2 separate regions of the Mus musculus genome follow, and region 2 is linked to region 1. The links are chromatin loops, found by intact Hi-C in ENCODE. Cell type or tissue: gastrocnemius. All regions are shown on one strand.

What was found. A loop is a pair of places that touch in the nucleus more often than their neighbours do. Peaks named below come from ENCODE experiments on the same cell type or tissue, not always from the same donor. Only the 100,000 strongest peaks of a DNase experiment are listed, where the experiment ranks them.
Region 2: it touches region 1 in a loop (2.9-fold over the local background); 2 of 42 quality-filtered maps call a loop at or near these places.

What each region holds. Positions count from the first base shown.
Region 1 is chr1:178,462,903-178,465,402 of GRCm38, forward strand. The region is part of intron 3 of Efcab2 (EF-hand calcium binding domain 2); the gene reads left to right. Among named protein-coding and RNA genes, the nearest start is that of Gm31289, 40 kb to the right of the region's middle. In gastrocnemius, a CTCF peak has its summit at 1,009 (motif pointing left); a DNase peak (open chromatin) is centred at 1,028.
Region 2 is chr1:177,981,550-177,984,049 of GRCm38, forward strand. It overlaps a transcript of Catspere2 not described here. Among named protein-coding and RNA genes, the nearest start is that of Catspere2, 8.6 kb to the right of the region's middle. In gastrocnemius, a CTCF peak has its summit at 1,560; DNase peaks (open chromatin) are centred at 1,759 and 2,119; H3K4me3 peaks cover 1,302 bases; H3K27ac peaks cover 1,264 bases.

The DNA.
Region 1 (2,500 bases):
AACTCTACCGAACTGGACTGCCGATGTATCCCTGAGGTGTTTGCGAGTGGATCAAGCTGCCACTGCTAACTTGTGAACTGAACTGATTTCCAGACAACACAGATGGAAGTTGCTCCAAAGAACCTTTCTAAATAGGTCTATTTTCCCTGTATCCTTTCTTTCCCACTACCTCTGGTGGGTGGTGGGCTAAAATGGAAGTTAAAGCATTTAAAGTAGGTGCTTCAGGGCTGGAGAGATGGCTCAGTGATTAAGAGCACTGACTTCTCTTCCAGAGGTCCTGCGTTCAATTCCCAGCAACCACATAGTGGCTCATAACCATCTCTAAATGGGATCCAATGCCCTCTTCTGGTGTGTCTGAAGACAGCTACAGTGTACTCATATAAATAAAAATAAATAAATCTTTTTTTTTTAAAACTAGGCACTTCAAAAAATTAAAGTTACACTTCCCTGACAAGGAGAGCATCTTGGAGCTGAGCGCTGCTTAGGCTGTTTTCAGCAGCATGTCCCTGATGTCCCTGATGCCCTGAGTGGACAGTATGTTGTTCCTCTACCATCTTCCAAGGGACATAATCTGGCTCATGCATATCTGTCCCAGTCAGTCCATGCTAAGGAGAAAATGGACCTTTCTGTTTCATGTGCTGTTTAGTTATCAGTTATTTATTCCAGGTCCCTGAGAACCACCCTGGTAGCAAGTCTTTCCCACTTGGGTTCCTTGCCAGAGGGGAGGGCCCTGTGTCATGGGAAGCACCTGAGGCAATATTACTTCCCCAGTCTTGTATTTTAGCCCTCTGTTCACCATGACACTTGCCTCCTAGTCACACTAGCTGGTTTCATTTCTCCCTTCAGCATGCACTTACTTTCTTCCCCTGCTAGGCCCAGTGCCTCCCCAGCTGGGTTATGCTGGAGTTTAACTCAATTTCTCAGTCTACCTTGTAGGAGAGATGTGGCAGTTCCCAAGGGGTGCCTGTTGCCCAGGGTGAGTCTTCTGCAGCACGACAGTGCCACCTACTGTTAGAAAGGGATGGGTGCACGCCTAGAGCCTCCAGAGAATTTGCCTAGTCAGCATCATGAAAGGGGCCTGCAGCTTGGTTTCTCTAACATGGCCACATGCCAGGCCTTTGCAGCCAGGACTCTGGCCATAAGAACCTGTTTTGCCAGATGATGTAAATGCCTCTTTAACTGTTGCATTTTCTATTTCAGGGATGCTAAACTGGAGTGCATGTGCCTTTCCACAGCCTGGTTTTGTTGTTGTTGTTGTTGTTTGTTGTTTGTTGTTTGTTTTTGAAGCCTTGGCTAAGGATGGTCTATAAGTTACTTTTCTTCTTGTCGTGACAAAATACCTAACAATAACAGCCTGAGGAAGGACAGGCTCATTTGGTGCACAGTTGGAGTCCATCGTGGAAGGGGATGAAGGTGGCAGGAACATGTGACAGCTGGTCACATTACCCCCAGCCTCCTTGTCCCTTTGATGCCGCCCACCCTTAGGGTGGGTCTTCCTTCTTTGATTAACCCTTTCTGGAAGCACTCTGATAGACACACCCACAGGGGCGTTTCCAAGATGATTTCTAATATTTGGTTATGAGCTGTTAACTGCTGAACTATCACCTGTCTTCCAGTGTGATTCTTAATACAAGCAAGTTGACTTTGATGATTAAGCATCAGTGATGGTTTAATGTTTTTAAAATGTCCTAAAAAATAAAGATATGCATCAAAAATTTTGTATATCCAACAGTACTAAGTTATTTATTACCCCTCTTCATGGAATTATACCACTTCTGTTTAATTGATGTATGACAGAGTCTGCCTTTTACTCTAAGAGGCAAGTGCTTCTTTATAGGCTGCCAGGGAGCCATGTGGCCTTAACATCTAGCAACTGCTTAACAAAACCCCAGTTTCTCCTTCTCCCACAGGCCTCAGTACCACTTGTAAATGCTGCTGCTTTATAACATTGTTCTTCCCTTCTTGTCAGGATGCTGACATGTCGGTTCCTGCAAGAATGATCCTCTCTATAGCATGTTCTCAGTTACCTCTCATAAAAATTTTATCACTGGACTTCCAGAGACAGATAATCTGTGTCCACAGCACTACATCCCACTTTGGCCTATAAAGCAACGAGTCAGCCTTACTTAGAAGGCCATCTCACTGCCCGTATCCTTTATGTCCCTTTGGATGTCATGTGTGGTCCTGTGGATACTCTAAGAAGCTAACACTAAGCTATAGACATTCAAGAGACTTGGTGGGACTGCCAGAGCCAGAGGAGGTGGGAGAATGTCAGCATGCAGTAGAGCTTGTCTGGTGATATTTCTTAGAAACAGAGGTTAAATAGAAAAACATTTTCACAGGAGCCATTTGTGGTGGTTTGAATGAGAATGGCCCAATAGGCTCATTTATTTGAATGTCTGGTTCTCAGTTGATAGACTATTTAGGAAGGTTAGGAGGTATGTCCTTGTTGGAGAAGGTATGTCATAGGGGCATGGAGGTGAGTTTTGAAACCTGTGCT
Region 2 (2,500 bases), 480 kb before region 1:
GATATATTATGAATAGCATACTATCTACCCAAATGTGTGAAAAATCTAGGACCTATTTTTGAGAGTGTACCCAACAGAAAGAAACTCAAGCAATTTTTATTTTTTTAAAGAGTTATTTACTTTATTTATCTGAGTACATTGTAGCTGTCTTCAGACATACCAGAAGAGGGCATCTGATCCCAAATATAGATGGTTGTTACCCACCATGTGGTTGCTGGGACTTGAACTCAGGACCTCTGGAAGAGCAGCCAGTGCTCTTAACCACTGAGCCATCTCTCCAGCTCTCAAGCAATCTTTTAAGAGACTTATGTACATATTCATGTCGTTCCTTGGCTCAAACCCTACCAACTCTTCATTTAAAATCCAACCTCAGAGTTTGGAGAGATGGCTTGCCCACTAAAAGCACTTGTTGCTCTGCAGAGGATCTCAGTTTGGTTCCCAACACTCAGGTCAAGCAACTTACAGCAGCCTATAACTTCGGTTGCAGAGCATTCCTGCCCTCTGTCCTCTTTGGTCACCTGCACCCCTCGATGTCTTTGTCTCTGTCTCTGTCTTTCTCTCTCTGACTCTCTCTTCCACTCTTTCACACACAGAGACACACAAACACACACACAATTGATAAATCTAAAATGTAAAATAGATATTCAATCTTAGTTAACTGAAAACTCAGGATGTCTTCTGACCAGTTAACTGTCTGTCCACAGATCACCTCTTTGCTCATTATGTTCTAGCCACAGAGAACTTTTATTTTGTTCCTTAAATACAGAAAACATGTCTTATGTCTATGTACTTATGTCTCCTCTAATTGGAATTCTTGGCTTTCTTATTTTTGACTAGCTTTCTGTCATTCAGATTCTAGCTTAAAACTAGTCATTGCCCACACATCCTAAGATAACTCTAAATTATCTCAATTTTTCTACAAAATACTCATTGCTGGAATTTTGTTTGTCTCCCGTGTCTGTTCAGTTGCTGAATTCCCAGGTCTACCATATTACATGGCATACACTAGGAACACAAAATATATTTGTTGAATGGGTGCGCAAACACTGTGTCCTAGGACTGAGCTAATCTATGAGTTGCTACACTCTTCCAACCAGCGCAGGATACTCTCACTAAATGTGAATTCTGTTTTGAGGGTTAACTGAGACTTTCTTACATCCCACTTTTACAAGGGTAACCTTCCTCCATTTATTGCCTCACTTCTTTATTTTCAAAAATTAAAAAAGAAAAAAAGCAGAAGGGCTTTGGAAAACTTAGTCATCACTTCTTCACATTACGTTGTATTCACATCTCACGCTACAAACTCCAAAAACAGCACTGAAAACTAAAAGGCAAATGGAGTCTCTGCTAACCAAGGACTAACAGCGAAGGTTCCCTGGACAAACTCTATGTACTTTTGTCTTTTAATGGCACACAAGCCAGCATGCTGAGGCTGAGACTCATACACTACGCAGTGGTAGAGGAGTTTGACCCTGACCCTATTTTCCAACAGGCTTATAAAGGCAAAATCCACAACCTAGAGGGAGGTTGACATCCCCTGCATGACATCCTGGGAACTGTAGTCTCCCAGGGAGACGTGAGTGCCTACAATATCCTGGTGCATGCTGGGACATGTAGTCAGACTGCTTACACGCCCAATAGGAATCGCGGGTTTCCGCTCTCCTTTCTGGGAACGGTAGTCTTTCTGCGACCTCGAGCCACCAGGGTGAAGAGGCATCCGGCCTGTCGCCATTTTAGGTCTCCAGCTGCAGAGCCTGAGAACCTCAAGACGCAGGCGGGCTCATCCCTGGATCCTGCCCGGCCCCGCCTCCAGGGTGCCTAAAGCCCGCCCCTCGCCCAGGCCCCGCCTTCCCCCACGTGTCTGCGGCCGAGGGGAGGCGCCTGAGCTGGAGCTGCCTCTCCACCTGTCTAGCCGGGTCCTCATACAGGTTCCTGACAGCGTCTCCCGGGAGCGGTCCCGGCTGCCGGATGCTTCCGCCCCGGCTGCGGTGGGCCGGGCTGGACGCTTAGTGCCCGGCTCGAGCCCTGCCTGAGGCGCCCGCGGGGGTGGCAGCGTCTCCGCCCCGCGGAGACCGAGCGGCTGGAGAACGAGGCGGCGGCCGTGGGGAGAAGGATGGGGGCTAACCAGTTAGTGGTGCTCAACGTCTACGACGTGGTGAGTGAGGCACCTGGCGGCCCGCGCCGGCCGGCCCTGTCAGGGGTCGGGACCCCGGCCCGGTGCTTCCTGCCTCGCGCCTCCGCCTCCAGCTTAGTTCTCAGGGGTGGGGGGAGGGGACAGTCGCGCTGTCTTCTAATCCCGAGACTGGCCCGCGCGCCTCCTGGAGGTGTCCCAGTCAGTCCGAAAGAGGGCTTGGGCTCGAGCCTCGTCCCAGCCCTCAGCTCCCCTGGCTGTGGGCCCGACCCCTGGGCGGATGAGCCGTGTCCTATCCGCGAAGCTTCGGTCGCAGGGCGACCTCCCTCCCAACTGCCACCTGGCCTCTAAGCTGCTCAGCTCCCCTCT